2 separate regions of the Homo sapiens genome follow, and region 2 is linked to region 1. Evidence: read pairs that join two places in POLR2A ChIA-PET (ENCODE). Cell type or tissue: GM12878. All regions are shown on one strand.

Evidence for each region. ChIA-PET counts read pairs that join two places held together with the same protein. Peaks named below come from ENCODE experiments on the same cell type or tissue, not always from the same donor. Only the 100,000 strongest peaks of a DNase experiment are listed, where the experiment ranks them.
Region 2: POLR2A ChIA-PET joins it to region 1 with 5 read pairs; 3 of 35 experiments call an interaction of 5 or more read pairs at or near these places.

The regions. Positions count from the first base shown.
Region 1 is chr10:71,936,425-71,944,424 of GRCh38, forward strand. No RefSeq gene overlaps it. Among named protein-coding and RNA genes, the nearest start is that of CHST3, 24 kb to the right of the region's middle. RefSeq lists a silencer at 1,856-2,012. In GM12878, no CTCF peak of the experiment used is centred here; a DNase peak (open chromatin) is centred at 3,867; H3K27ac peaks cover 354 bases.
Region 2 is chr10:71,991,452-71,999,451 of GRCh38, forward strand. All of the region lies in intron 1 of CHST3 (carbohydrate sulfotransferase 3), which reads left to right. Among named protein-coding and RNA genes, the nearest start is that of CHST3, 31 kb to the left of the region's middle. RefSeq lists a silencer at 168-341 and an enhancer at 6,275-7,227. In GM12878, no CTCF peak of the experiment used is centred here; no DNase peak of the experiment used is centred here.

The DNA of each region.
Region 1 (8,000 bases):
CTTGGCCTAATCACCTCCCAAAGGCCAGACCTCTTCATATCATTCCTTTGTTTTGGGTTTTTGTTTTTTTTTTTTTTTTGGTTTGTTTGTTTGTTTGAGACAGAGTCTTGCTCTGTGGCCCAGGCTGGAGTGCAATGGTGCCATCTCGGCTCTCTGCAAACTCCACCCCCCAGGTTCAAGCCATTCTCATGCCTCAGCCTCCTGAGTAGCTGAAACTACAGGAGCACCACCACGCCCAGCTAATTTTTGTATTTTTAGTAGAGACAGGATTTCACCATATTGGCCAGGCTGGTCTTGAACTCCTGACCTCAAACCATCCACCACCTTGGCCTCCCAAAGTGCTGGATTACAGATGTGAGCCACCGCGTCTGGCCCATATCATTATTTTGGGGGTTAAATTCCAACATAAATTTTGGAGACACACATATATTCAAAACCATAGCAGTAGGCCTTTTCTCCAAATATAGTCTCTCTGGGAGTTAAGGCTTCAACATATGAATTGGAGGTGGGGGGCACAATTGAGTCCATCACAGGGGGAATATGGAGAAAGGCAAAAACTACATTCTGCTATCTTTCATCTTCCCAGAATAAGATAGGCTCTGGAGACAGCCCACACAGGTCAGCTACCCAGGACGTGGAGCAAAGTGGAGCAATTACGGTGCTATGGTTGAATGTTTGTCCTCTCCAAAACTCATGTTTAAATTTAATCCCCAAAGTGACAGTACTGAGAGGCCTTTAAGAGGTGATTGGGTCATGAGGTCTCCGCCCATTAATGGATTAATGGATGAATGGACTAATGAGTTATCATGGATGTGGGATGGTGGCTTTATAAGAAGAAAAGAGATCTGAGCCAGCACACTCAGCCTCTTTGCTGTGTGATGCCCTGCACCACCTCAAGACTGAAGGGAGTCTCTGCTAGCAAAAAGGCCCTCACCAAATGCAGCCCCTCACCTTGGACTTCTCAGCCTCCATAACCGTAAAAAATAAATTTCTTTTCTTTACGAATTATCCAGTTTCAGGTATTATGCTACGAGCAACAGAAATGGAGTAGGACATGAGAAGAGATCAGGGGGATAAAGGAAGACGTCCAGAGCATTAGAAAGCCCCCCGTGGCTGGGTCCTGCCAACCTCTGCCTCTCTTCTCCTCATGCCTACTCCCTCCCCCTGCATGTTCCAGTGACAGAAAACTGCTTCTCATTTTCCCTGCACATACCACCCTGCTCCTGGCCTCCTGCCTTGGCTCACACAGTCTTCAAGGCCTGTAATGCCCTTCCTCCCTCCCCTACCCACTTCTCTCCATTTCAACTAAGAGCTTGTCCTTATTTTACCCTTTTGCACTTATACCTTAGGCATCTCCTTCTCTAGAAAGTCTTTCTAGATGTCCAGATGGCTGCAGGGACTTGCCTGCATGCACATGTATATATATGCATTCATGTGCACACACACACTCCCATGCCACCCACCTATGCCTCCTCATTGCACTTGCCTTATTGCATTGTAATTGTTGCTTTATGAATCCCCCCACTAGACTGTAAGCTCTCTGAGTACAAGCAAAGCTTGTGCCTCATCACTTGGAGCAGACTGGATCATTGCTCTCAATTTTTCACTCCCTTCCTGACTTATCATCATTAATTATCCAGCTATGCCATATCATGGCTTCACAGTGGGCAGAATACACATCTCTGCCTCAGTGACTTTAGATTTGGGTATGGGATTTGCTTTGGCCAATGATATAAGCAGAAGTCTTCATTGTGCCAGTGTGGTTTGGCCCATCTCCTGTATTCATACTCCTGTGATCTCTCTTGAGAAGAACATATCCCAGGGTAGCCACTGGGCCAAGTAGAGTGTGGAGATATGAGTAGACTTGAACTCAACCTAAAGCCTGGTCCTAGCGCCAGCCAACTCCTGGTCTGCAACAGAAGCCTGCAGACCCACTGACCTGTGAATGAGGAAAATAAATATTTGGTGTTGTAAACCACCAAGATTTGGAGGATGTTTGTTACATGGCATCATGGCAGCAATAGCTGACTAAGACATCATTCATCCTTGTGTTCCCAAGCAGAGTCCTGGCCCAAAAGATATTCACTGAAATAAAGAAGCAAATATGTTCATTAATCCAAAACATGTAGCATGAGTGTGCTCACAGGTCCTCTGCTACCTCTTCTTTTCAAGCAGATAGTAATGGCTTTTTTCACAGAGTTGATGTGAAAGAGCTCCTGGCACTTTGTGCTAAGTCAGTGACATTTTCCTTCCTCTCCACCCCTTGATTTCTTTAAATGAGCTCCTAGGCTAAAGATATTAGAGGCAAAGGAAGTACTCTAGGCTACTGAACCTCTGAACCCTCTGACCTCTGTCTGGGGGGAGCCTCTTTGTGTTCTTCCTCTCCCTCCTCCTCTTTTGCCCCTAGGATTCCTCCCTGAGTCACTGCCTAACTGGCTTTTCCTGGCCTAGAAAAGAGGATTTGCCCTAGATCCTGATATGGCTCAGCAACTTCCTGCCTTAAGAGGATGGGCAGCTTACATTTCTCCCTCTTGCAAGCTAGCCGATACAAGAAGTCTGTCTCCTCTGAAACCACCATGTTGTGAGGAAACCCAAGGTAGTCACATAGCTTGAGCCATAGAGGCCATATTAAGAAACAACAAGGTGCTATACATGTGAGTGAAGCTTTCTTGGACTTTCTAGCCCAGCCCAGCCCAGCTGACCGAAGCAGAGTGCATGATCTCAGTTAATGCCATACAGAGCAAAGGAATCTTCCAGCTGAATCCAGTTAATCCACAAAATTGTGAGAAATAATACATTTCTGTTGTTTTAAGGCATTAAGTTTTGAGGTAGTTATGCAACAGATAAATTAATATATGGATAAAACTTTATAATTATTTGTTATATATATAATATTACTTATTATTTCTGAACCATCTGAGAGGAAATGGCAAAAATCATAACCCTAAATTAAAGGAGACCATCTCTCATATTGTTTTCTGCCTAATTTCTGCCTCAAAGGAAAGAGAAAGTAGGAGTTAAAGAAAAGGCAGAAGTGAAATTCAATAGTCAGACAGCCTGGCGCCACACCCCAGGCCTGGTGGTTAAAGATCGACCCCTGACCTAATCACTTATGTTACCTATAGATTCCAGACATTGTATGAGGGAGCATTGTTTAACTCCCTGTTCAGTTCTGTTCTGTTATGATCACTGGTGCATGCAGCCCCAGTCACATAGCCCCCGCTTGCACAATGTATCACGACCCTTTCACTTGGACCCCTTAGTTAGTTGTAAGCCCTTAAAAGGGACAGGAATCTTGACATCGAGGAGGTCGGATCTTGAGATGCGAGTCTACCAATGCTCCTAGTTGATTAAAGCCTATTCCTTGCTAAAACGGGTGTCTGAGAGGTCTTGTCTAAGACAGGTCCTGCTACATTTCTTGGTTCCCTGACCAAGAAGCCAGGTGATTAGTGGACGGTTGAGGCAGCCCCTTAGGCGGCTTAGGCCTGCCCTGTGGAGCATCCCTGCGGGGGACTCTGGCAGGCTTTAGTGACGCGAAAAGAGCGCTCCCGGGTAGGGAATTGCCCGGGTGGAATGCCTCTCCAGAGCAGGGCATGGTAGGGCCCCGCGGAGGATTAACGCAGCGGATGAACACCGGCAAGGAATCGGCGCTTGGAGTCGCTTGGTGTCCGGACATCTGGAATATGGTAAGAAGCGGTCTTGGAACTTGCCCACTCCATTTGAGTGGAAGCCTGGCCTGATCACCCACAACGTGCTTTTATCGGTACCTTGGTTTTGGTTTTGATTTTGACTAGATTCGCACTGTTTTGGTTTAGATTTCAGTATTGACCTTCGGATTTGAACTGTTTTGGCTTTGATTTCGGTTCTGACTTGGCTCAAATTGCTTAATGAATGAGTAACTCCTTATCCGTACTTTGGTTTTAGTGTGAATTGCTTGGTTAGCGGGTGACTTTTTGCCCCCTCTCCCCTTCCCTCTTTGTGGTAAGAGTGTTGTTTTGTCTCCTGAGAGAGGAAAATGAGTAAAACACAAAGTAAGCCTACCCCGTTAGGAACTATGTTAAAGAATTTCAAGAAAGGATTCAATGGGGCCTATGGAATCGCTATGACACCTGAAAAGCTTAAAGCTTTGGTGAGATAGATTGGCCGGCATTAGAGGTGGGATGGCCATCAGAAGGAAGCCTAGACAGGTCCCTAGTTTCAAAGGTATGGCACAAAGTAACTGGTAAATCAGGACACCCAGATCAGTTTCCATACATAGATACTTGGTTGCAGCTGGTTTTAGACCCCTCACAGTGGTTAAGAGGACAGGCAGCAGTAGTAGTACTAGTGGCAAAGGGACAGACAGCCAAGGAAGAAAGAGTAGCTCCACTCCCGTCGGTCCTTTCCCTTGGGGAAGAGGAAGGAGAGAGGAGAACAGCAGAATACGCGGCTCACAGAGGCAAGGAAAGACCAGCAGAGAGAAAAAGAGAGAGAGGAGAAAGAGAGAGAGGAAAGAGAGAGAGAATACAAGAGGCAAAGAGAGAAAGAAAGACAGAGGAAGAGACAGAGAGACAAAGAGGAGTCAAAGAGAGAGAGAGGCAGAGAGAGGAAGAGACAGAGATAAAAAGAAAGTCAAAGAGAAAAAAAGAAAGTCAAAGAGAGAAAAAGAGAGATATACAAGTAGTTAAGAAAAAAACAGTGTGTCCTAGTCCTTTAAAAGCCAAGCTAAATTTGGAACCTATAATTGATAATTAAAGGTCTTCTCCGTGACCATGTAACACTCCAATACCACTTTGTTGTCAGCGTAAACAAGGGCATAGCCCAAAAGCACTGAGGCCACTGGCAATCCGTAGCCTCCCTATCAAAATTTCTTAGCCCAGTAATCCACAGATGGCCCATATACATTCAATCTGCAGCGGCAACGGCTTTGCTAACAGAAGCAAGTAGAAAAATAACTTTTAGAGGAAACCTCGTTGTGAGCACACTTCACCAGTTCAGAACTATCCTAAATTAAAAAAAAAAAAAAAGCAAAAACGTAACTTCCTGACTCAAAAATCTTAAAGTATGAGGCTATTCTGTTAGAAAAAGATGATTTAATATTAACCAATAAAAATTCCCTTAACCCAGCAGGTTTCCTAACAAGGGATTTAAATCTTAATTACCTTACAAAGGTCCGACCAGACCTAGGAGGAACCCCCTTCAAGACTGGACGATAGATGGTTCCTCCCGGGAAATTAGGGGAAAAAAAAAAAAGAGAGAGAAAAAGCGGGGGGGGGGGAGAGGGGGGCAGGGGGGAGTTTATGTAAAAAGAATGTTATATGGTAAATTCTTGTCCTAAAATAAATTAACTGGTTGTTTAAAGAAAAGGATGTTTGCAATAAGTCAGAAAATTGAGACATGTCGAAGAATTGTCTGTAAAAGTCGTGAAAGAAGAAAAAAATGTGTGTTATAAAAAAGGAATTTACGCAAGAAATGTTGTATAATTTAAAAGTAATTAGGCCTCCTGAATGTAAAACTATTGAAGAAACAGTTTATATGCAAGGTGTATGAGGAAAGTAAAATATACTTTTAGTAAAAGGATTATAAGGAGGCATAAAAATGTGGATTTTTATCTACATTAAAAAGTTAAAAAATTGTTTTTGTTTTGAAGGTTTAAGCAAGTTTTAAAACGTTAATTGTAAAAGAAATTCTGTGTATAAACATATTGGCTAAAGTTAAAGAGGTATCATCCAGTTTTTCTGTGAACTGGACATTAAAGTAAAAACACAACGGGTTTTTCTTAAAGCACTAACCTGCTCTTTAACAAAAATTATAATAGGTTAAAAAGAGTCTATAAAAATCTTACCTTATGGTCAGACATCAAAAATTGAATAAATATGTCTACAAAGTTTTATTAAAACTAAGTTTGACATTAATAACACACTAATATAAAGGTGAACTTTAGCTTATCTGGTATAAAAATCATACAGGAAGCATCGTCAGATATAAAATGGTATATGGCTTTCTTTGGCCTAAAAACTAATAAATATAGGTGCTAAAGGAAATTTCTCAGTAAAAAGGCACCAAGGACTATAAAATCTGCTGCTGATGACCCCACATTTAAAACAAAAGGTCAATTTCTTAGAAATTATATACTTGGTTTATCTTCCACTTTCCTTTCCCTCAAAACTAAAAGTCTTTTAGCACATGTACCACCCCTAGAATTTCCTGTAAACCAGCACCAGCCTGAAGATTACGTTCTCATCAAAGGGTGGAAAGAAGGAAAACTCCAGCCAGCCTGGGAAGGACCCTACTTTGTGCTGCTAACCACCGAGACTGCTGCTCGTACAGCAAAAAAGGATGGACTCATCACACCCGAGTCAAGAAAGCGCCACCCGGTCCGGAGTTGTGGGCCATAGTCCCAGGGGAAAACCCTACCAAACTAAAGCTAAGAAAAATTTAACTCTTTCATCTATTCTATTACTCTTTCTTCTTTCCTAGTTCTATTGCTGACCATCTAGTTATTAACATAACCAAGTCAATTTCGCCTCAAACTATTGCATTTAATGCTTGCCTTGTTATACCCTGTGGGGACTTGCCAAGTCTCAAAGACAGCTCTCTACTTCAGAAAAGTACCTCTGTCCCTCCTGACTGTCCTCAGACTGGGCATTAGTAAATTGGGATCATTTAATCCGGGGAGATTTTGATAGACCCCAGTGTCAACCTGGAGTATTGCCCCCTGATGTAGAGCTTTTATGCCATAGTTGGTCCAATGTTCTGTGGATCACTAAAGAGCAAGGATGACTGCCCCAACTGGTTTTTGTAATTTCCTAAAACCATACATTCATTTTACTAGAGTATCATAGAAGTTAAAGACTTAAAACAAACTTTGGCAATTAAGGCAGGATACCAAGATGCAAATGCCTGGTTGGAAAGGATCAAATATTCCGTCCGCACGTTAAACAAAAGCAATTGTTATGTTTGTGCACGTGGCAGGCCAGAGGCCCAGATTGTCCCCTTTCCACTAAGGTGGTCCTCCAGTTGACCAGGCGTGGGCTGCATGGTAGCTCTTTTCCAGGATTCCACAGCCTGAAGTAAAGGTCATGCCAAGTTCTCTCTCTGCTATATCCCGAAGTTCAGTACCCTGAGGGTCAGCCCCCAAGGGCCATCCAGCTTCCGTCTCCCAACACTAAGTTCACTTTGTGTCTCTCACAACAGGGAGGAAACTTAGTTTTCCTTGGAGACCTGAAGGGATGTAGTGAGTTTAAGAACTTTCAAGAGCTTACCAACAAGTCAGCCCTTGTTCATCTCCAAGCGGATGTGTGGTGGTATTGTGGTGGACCTTTACTGGACACTCTGCCAAATAACTGGAGTGGCATTTTTGCTTTACACCAATTGGCTATCCCTTTCACCCTGGCATTTCATCAGCCGGAGGGAAGGCAGGTGATAGAAAAAGGATGGATCTGGTTATTGGACAGAAGAATAGCCATGTCACAACTGCTAGGAGCCGCAGTTGTACTGGCTGTGCATGAGTCCACCCACCTGGGCCAAGAGTCACTTAAAAAGTTGTACTTCTACATCTTACATCTGTCAGCCCTTGGCAAAACAGTGGTGCCACAGTGTGTCACCTGCCGGCAGCACAATGCTAGGCAAGGTCCAACCATCCCGCCTGGCATACAGGCTTATGGAGCAGCCCCCTTTGAAGATTCCCAGGTAGACTTCACCGAGACCCCCAAATGTGGAGATCTCATCCCTAGGTTTGGACTGCCCTTGCAAATCGGCTCGGACAACGGGTTAGCATTTGTGGATGACTTGGTACAGAAGACAGCAAAGGCGATTGGGTATGGATCAAGGATTGGAACGTAGCCCCCTTGGAGCCACAGTGGAAAGGACCCCAGACCGCCATCTTGACCACTCCCACAGCTGTGAAAGTAGAAGGAATCCCAGCCTGGATCCACCACAGCCGCCTGAAACCCGCAGCACCTGAGACCTGGGAGGCGAGACCAAGCACAGACAATCCCTGCAAAGTGACTCTGAGGAAG
Region 2 (8,000 bases), 55 kb after region 1:
TGGCCTTCCCCAAATTTTCCCAAAACCCCAAAACCTTTTGTGGGGAAGCCCTAAGACATTCTATATTTTGGCTGTTACAGGCATACCTCAGAGGTATTGCAGGTTCAGTTCCAGACCACTGCAACAAAATTAATATCACAATAAAGCAAATCACACAAATTTTTTTGTTTCCCAGTGCATATAAAATTTACATTTACACGGCCGGGTGCAGTGGCTCGCACCTGTAATACCAGCACTTTGGGAGGCCAAGTCAGGCGGATCACCTGAGGTCAGGAGTTCGAGACCACCCTGGCCAACATGGTGAAACCCCGTCACTACTAAATATACAAAAAATTAGCCAGGCATGGTGGCAGGCACCTGTAATCCCAGCTACTCGGGAGGCTGAGGCAGGAGAATCGCTGGAACCCGGGCGGCAGAGGTTGCAGTGAGCCGAGATACATGCCATTGCACTCCAGCCTGGGCAACAAGAGCAAAACTCTGTCTGAAAAAAAAAAAGTTACTTTTATACTATACTGTAGTCTATTAAGTGTACAGTAGTATGTCTAAAAAAAGTACATAACTTAAAAATACTTTATTTGCTGAAAAAAATGCTAACAATCATCTGAGACTTTAGCAAGCGACTTGTAGTCTTTTTGCTGGAGAGGGTCTTGCCTCAATGTTGATGGCTGCTGACTAACTGCTGAAGAGTAGGGTGGCTATGGCAATTTCTTTCTTTCTTTTTATTTTTTTTGTTTTTGTTTTTTGTGTTTTGAGACAGGGTCTTGCTCTGTTGCCCAGGCTGGAGTGCAATGCCACAATCATGGCTTGCAGCAGCCCTGATCACCTTGGCAATGCCCCGACCTCAGCCTTCCGAGTAGTTGGAACCACAAGTGCATGTCACCACACCCAGCCTATGTTTTTATTATTTGCAGAGACACAGTCTCACTATGTTTCCCAGGCTGGTCTCGAACTCCTGGGCTCAAGGAGTTCCTGGGCCCGCTTGGGCCTCCCAAAGTGATGGGATTACAGGTGTGAGCCACTGCACCCAGCCACAATTTCTTAAAATAACACAACAATAAAGTTTGCTGCATCAATTGACTCTTCTTTTCATGACGGATTTCTCTGTAGCATGCAATGCTGTTTGATTCACAGTAGCACTTCTTTCAAAATTAGAGTCAATTCTTTCTAACTCTGCTGCTGCTTTATCAACTAAGTTTATGGAATATTCTTTTTTTTTTTTTTTTTTTGAGATGGAGTTTCACTTTTGTTGCCCAGGCTGGAGTGCAGTGGCACGATCTCGGCTCACTGCAACCTCCACCTCCCAGATTCAAGCAATTCTACTGCCTCAGCCTCCAGAGTAGGTGGGATTACAGGCGTCCGCCACCACGCTTGGCTAATTTTTTGTATTTTTAGTAGAGGCAGGGTTTCACCATGTTGGCCAGGCTGGTCTTGAACTCCTGATCTCAGGTGATCCACCTGCCCCGGCCCCCCAAAGTGTGGGGATTACAGGTGTGAGCCACCACTCCCAGACAATTTATAGAATATTCTAAATCAAGCTTGTCCAACCCGCAGGCCACGTGCAGCTCAGGACGGCTTTGAATGTGGCCCAACACAAATTTGTAAATTTTCTTAAAATATTATGAGATTTTCTTTGCGTTTTTTGTTTGTTTGTTTTCTCATCACATATCGTTAGTTGTTAGTGTATTTTATGTGTAGAACAAGGCAATTCTTCTTCCAGTGTGGCCCAGGAAAGCTAAAAGACTGGACACCCTGCTCCAAATCCTTTGTTGTCATTCACAGCATCTTCACCAGGAGTAGCTTCCATCTCAAAAACCACTTTCTTGACTCATACATAAGAAGCAACTCATTCATTCAAGTTTTATCATGAGATTGCAGCAATTCGCTCATATCTGCAGGCTTCATGTCTAATTCTAGTTTTCTCTTATTACTTCCACCACATCTGCAGTTCATTTCTCCACTGAAGTCTTAAACCCCTCAAAATCATCCACATGGATCCACTTCCTCCATCCACTTCTTAGCATCCACTTCTTCTAAATTAGCATCCACTTCTTCCACATTCCTATTCATGTTGATATTTTCACCTCCTCTCCTGAGTCACAAATGTTCTTACTGGCATCTACAATGGAAGGTTTTCAGTTTACTTTGCCCAGATCCAACAGAGGAATCACTGTCTATTGCAGCTATAGCCTTACAAAATGTATTTCTTAAATAATGTAACTTGAGGGTCAGATATGGTGGTTCACGTCTGTAATCTCAGCACTTTGGGAGGCCAAGGGAGGAGGATTGTTTGAGGCCAGGAGTTCAAGACCAGCCTGGGCAACATAGTGAGACATCTCTACAAATTAAAATTTAAAAATTAGCCAGGAGGCCGGGTGCAGTGGCTCACATCTGTAATCCCAACACTTTGGGAGGCTGAGGTGGGTGGATCACCTGAGGTCAGGAGTTCAAGACCAGCCTGGCCAACATGATGAAACCCTGTCTCTGCTAAAAATACAAAAATTAGCCAAGCGTGGTGGCGGGCACCTGTAATCCCAGCTACTTGGGAGGCTGAGGCAGGAGAATCGCTTGAACTCGGGAGGCGGAGGTTGCAGTGAGCCGAGATCACGCCACTATACTCCAGCCTGGGTGACAAAGCGAGACTCCATTCAAAAACAACAACGAAAATTAGCCAGGTGAAATACCATGCACCTGTAGTCCCAGCTACTTGGGAGGCTGAGACAGGAGGATCACTTGAGCCCAGGAGTTTGAGGCTACAGTAAGCCATAATCATGCTACTGCATTCCAGCCTGGGTGACAGAGTAAGAAAACCCTGTCTCAAAAAAAAAAAAAATTAATTAATTAAAAAACAGACTTGAAAGTCAAAATTACTCCTTGATCCATGGGCTGCAGAATTAATGTTGTGTTAACAGGCATGAAAACATTACTCTCCTCTTACCTGTCCATCAGAGCTCTTGGGAGACCAGGTGCATTGTCAATGAGCAGTAGTATTTTAAGCAGTAGGTGTCAACAGTGGGCTTAAAATATTGAATAAATCATACTGTAAACAGATATGCTGTCATCCAGGCCTGTTCCATTTACAAGCACAGGCAGAGTACATCTTGCTTAATTGTTAAGGTCCCTAGGAGTTTTAGAAGGGTCAACGAGCATTGGCTTCAGCTTAAAGTCACCAGCTACCTTAGCCCCTAACAAGAGAATCAGTCTGTCCTTTGAAGCTTTGAAGCCAAGCATTGACTTCTCCTCTCTAGCTATGGAAGTCCTAGATGGTATCTTCTTTCAATAGAAGGCTGTTTGGTCTACATCGAAAACCTGTTGATTATTGTAGCCACCTTCGTCAGTGATCTTAGCTAGATCCTTGGGATAACTTGCTGCCAATTCTCCATCAGCACTTCCTGCTTTACCTTGCACTTTTATGTTATGGAGATGTCTTCTTTCCTTAAACCTCATGAACCAACCAACGCTAGCAGCTTCCAAATTTTCTGCAGCTTCCTTGTCTCTCTCAGCTTTCCTAGAATTGAAGAGAGTTAGGGACATGCTCTGGTTTAGGTTTTGGCTTAAGGGAATGTTGTGGTTGGTTTGATTTTCTATCCAGACCACTCAAACTTTCTCCATATCAGCAACAAGTCTTTTTCACATTATTATAATTTGTGTGTTCACTAGAGTAGCCCTTTTCATTTCCTTCAAGAACTTTTCCAGCCGGGTGCGGTGACTCACGCCTGTAATCCCAGCACTTTGGGAGGCTGAGGTGGGCAGATCACTTAAGGTCAGGAGTTCGAGACCAGCCTGGCCAACCTGATGAAACCCCCTCTCTACTAAAAATACAAAAATTAGCCTGGTGTGGTGGCAGGCACCCGTAATCCCAGTTACTTGGGAGGTTGAGGCACAAGAATCACCTGAACCCAGGAGGTGGAGGTTGCAGTGAGCCGAGATCACGCCACTGCGCTCCAGCCTGGGCAGAGCGAGAGTCTGTCTCAAAAAAAAAAAAAAAAAAAGAATTTGTCTTTCGCACTCACAGCTTGGCTAACTGTTTGGTGCAAGAGGCCTCACTTTTAGCCTTTCTGGCTTTCAGCATTCCTGCCTCACTAAGCTCCATCATTTCTAGCTTTTGATTTTAAGCAACAAAAGCGTGACTCTTTCTTTCACTTGAACACTTAGAGGCCATGGCAGGGTTATTAATTGGCCTAATTTCAATATTGTTGCATTTCAAGGAACAAGGAGAGGCCTGGAGAGAGGGAAAGAGACCAGGGAATGGCTGGTTGGTGGGGCAGTCAGAACACAGACATTTATCGATTAAATCCATTGTCTTCTATGGGTGTGGTTTGTGGCACCCCAAAACACTTACAATAGTAACATCAACAATCACTGATCACAGATCACCATAACAGATATAATAATAATGAAAAAATCTGCACTATTGCGAAAATTACCAAAATGTGACACAGAGACACACAGAGAGCTCATGCTTTTGGAGAAATGGCACTGATAAGACTTGCTCAAGACAGGGTTGCCACAACCTTTGATTTGTAGAAAACACAGTATCTGTGAAGCATAATAAAGCAAAGCACAATAAAGTCTGTCCTGTTTGTATTCACAAAAACATATAAAGGCATGTGAGTAATAATATAAAATTAGCTGGGTCAAGATCGTTGCCAGCTGTGGTGTGGAATGGATTGGCAGCAGTTCTGTGCCATTTCCCAGGCTCTCTGTGCCTCCACCTCCTCCCTCATTCATGAAAGACAAGCCAAGCAAGGGACAAAGGTATACAATAGTTGCTGTAAATGTCCCTATTTCACCTATGAGAAAACTGTACTCAAAGAGGTTTAAATTCCTTGCCTAAGGTCATAGGACCTCAAAGACAATAAGCAAAAGCAAGGAAACTGAACGCACTCATAGCTACACAGAGATTCATTGCTAACTTTGTCAGACGTTGTGCCAAGACTCTCTCTCTTTCTCTCCCTCTCTCTGTCTCTCTACCAACCCCCCCCCAACGTATGTGTCTCTGCGTGTGTGTGTGTGTGTGTGTGTGCATATGCATGTATACACCCACTTTTTTTTTTATAAAATAGACTGCAACTGGAGATACTGGTGTGTCCTATTTTTTGGTGCAGCGTCATAACATAAGCATCTTTCTAGGCAATAAATTAACTTTATGCTGGCCTTCTTTTTTCAGTGGAGTATTAATTAAGCATCTTGTATGTGCCCAATATTCTGCTGGTTCTGGGGGAAGAAGGCCAGCCTACAGGAAACAACAGCTAACTCTTTAAGGCAGTGCATAAGTCCATTCATTTGCTTCACAAACATTCATTGAGCCCTGCCACGTGCCAGGCACTGTGGGTATCGTGGAGAACAAGACTACTGTCCGAGGCAAGAGCTGGGCTCCTCCTAGCTTCCTCTGTCCCCCTAACCTCCTCTCACCCACAGGCATTGCTGGGGGTATTTTCCTGGGTTGGTTGGTTTGTTTTGTTTTTTGTTTTGTTTTGTTTTGTTTTTTTGAGACAGGGTCTCACTATGTTGCTCAGGATGGTCTCAAACTCCTGGGCTCGAGCAATCTCCTGCCTCGGCCTCACCGTGCCTGGCCGTTGTTTATTTATTTATTGTGGTCAAATGTACATAGCATAAAATTGACCGTTTTAACTATTTTCAAGTGTACAGTTCAGTGGCACTAAGTACATTCACACTGTTGGGTAACCCTCCCCACTCTTCCACTGCAGAACCCCTTTCATCTTGCAGAACCGAAACTGTCCCCATTAAACATCAACCCCCCGGCCCTTCATCCCAGCCCCTGGCAGACACCCTTCTGTCTGCCTCTATGATTTTGGCGCTCTGGGTACCTCATAGATAAGTGAGATTGTATAGTATTTCTCCTTTGGTGACCAGCTTATCTCACCAAGCGTGATGTCCTCTGGGAGCATCCGTGTGGAAGAGGTGCTAGCATCATTTTGACTTCTCAAACATCTCGTGGGTGTCACCTCCCCCTCTACCTCTCTGCCACTGCCTCGCTCAGCCACCTGCTCTCTCCTGGACCCTTGCAGAAGGGACTGACTGGGCTCCTGGCCTCCAGTCCTGCCCTCTTCTAATGTATTTTTCATACCACTTCCAAAGTGATAATACATTCCTCTTTTGAAATTTTAGATTTGGTTACTAAAGCAATACAGGTGTATGGTTACCAAAAATTCAAACAGTGTAAAAGAGAATACCAGCCTGGGCAATGTAGAGAGACCCTGTCTCCATAAATTTTTTTTTTTTTTTTTTTGAGACGGAGTCTTGCAGTGGTGGGATCTCGGCGCACTGCAACCTCCACCTCCCGGGTCCTCATTCAAGCATTTCTCCTGCCTTAGCCTCCTGAGTAGCTGAGATTACAGGCATGCGCCACCATGCCCAGCTAATTTTTGTATTTTTAGTAGAGACGGGGTTTCACCATGTTGGCCAGGCTGGTCTTGAACTCCTGACCTCGTGATCCACCCACCTTAGCCTCCCAAAGTGCTGGGATTACAAGCATAAGCCACCACGCCCAGTCTCCATAAATGATTTAAGAAAAAATGTAGCCAGGCGTAGTGGCACGTGCCTGTGCTCCCAGCTCCTTGGGAAGCTGAGGTGGGAGGATTGCCTGAGTGTGGGATGTCGAGGCTGCAGTGAGCCAAGATCATGCCACTGTACCCCAGCCTGGGTGACAGAGTGCGACCCTGTCCCCCCCAAAAATAAATAAATCAAAGGGCATAAGGTGAAAAGAATCGTAACATTATGTTTTTGTAGCTCTGCCTCTGTGATGGTGCCCCCTGCATGGCTTGCTTTCACTGTGCCAATGCACCACAGTTACCCAGCCTGCCGGCTCTGATAAGATGCTCGCCATGCTTCTCCCATGCTGGACTTGGGCCACGTCCTTGGGCATGAATCTTGGTCTATGTCCAGGTCGGTTCTGAATGAGCCAGCAGACTCCTCCCGGGGCTGCCCGGCTACATGGTTGAGGGCATCCTGGACACCAGCTTCAGCCACAGCTCCTGACCAGGCAGGTGCAGTGAAGCCGGGAGGTGTAGGTCAGTTCCTACCTCTCCAACCTGAGGTCCTGCACTTCCTGCAGCTGTTGGAAGGGATCGTATCCAATGGGAGCAAGAAAGTGTGCTCCCCCACAGCCCCACTCAGGCATAAAGGGCCGAGGGGCAGCCAGGCCTGTCCTGGCTAGGGCTGGCTCAGAGTCTGTGGCAGCCCCACCCCTGCCAGGCTGGCCCTTAGCCCCAAGATCCACCTATGGCACTCGCCCCTTTACAGCTACGTGGACATCCACTGACACTCAGGTGACACACCTTTGCCTGCTTCTACTCAGTCTTGGCAGCAGTTGGACAAAAGGAAATCAAAGATCGGTTCTTTCTTGGGAGAGGAAGAGCAAGCTGGAGCCCTGGGGTGCTCAGATGCTCTTGGGAGTAACATAGCCCCATAGCCCCGGGGCTATACTGGGTGCAGGGGGGTGGAGGTGGTGGGGGAGCTGCAGCCAGGCATTCATTCACTTCCCGTTCTTTCATTCCTGCTCTTCTTTTGCTCACTGACTCATTCAGCAGCCTCTGGGCTGGGCGTTTACTCTCCTGTCAGGCAACACACTCCTGATTGGGTGGCCTTGGCCTTCCCAAGCTGTCTCTGGCTGTCCCCAAGTGAAACGGAATCTGGGCTGGACAGGCCACCGGATGGACAAGCTCTTCTCATCTAAAACCAAGGCAGTTGACATTGTGGGCTAAATGATAAGAACAAAATTAAAAAATAAAAACCAGGCAGGCTGGCATAGGAGCTCCATTTCCCTGCCCTACTGTGCCAGTGGCCTGGGGGCTCCCCTGCCGCCTCTCTCCACTCTGCAGATTCTGAGAAAACTCACAAAAGAGCCCACTCCAAGGTGTTTGGCAACAAGGTGGGGGCAGCCTCCCAGCACCCAGCACACATGGAGCTTTCCCGCAGTGGGTTTCAGCGCTCCCACTCTGCCTCGGAGCTACTCTGTCACCAGCTCTTGCCCTCCCTTG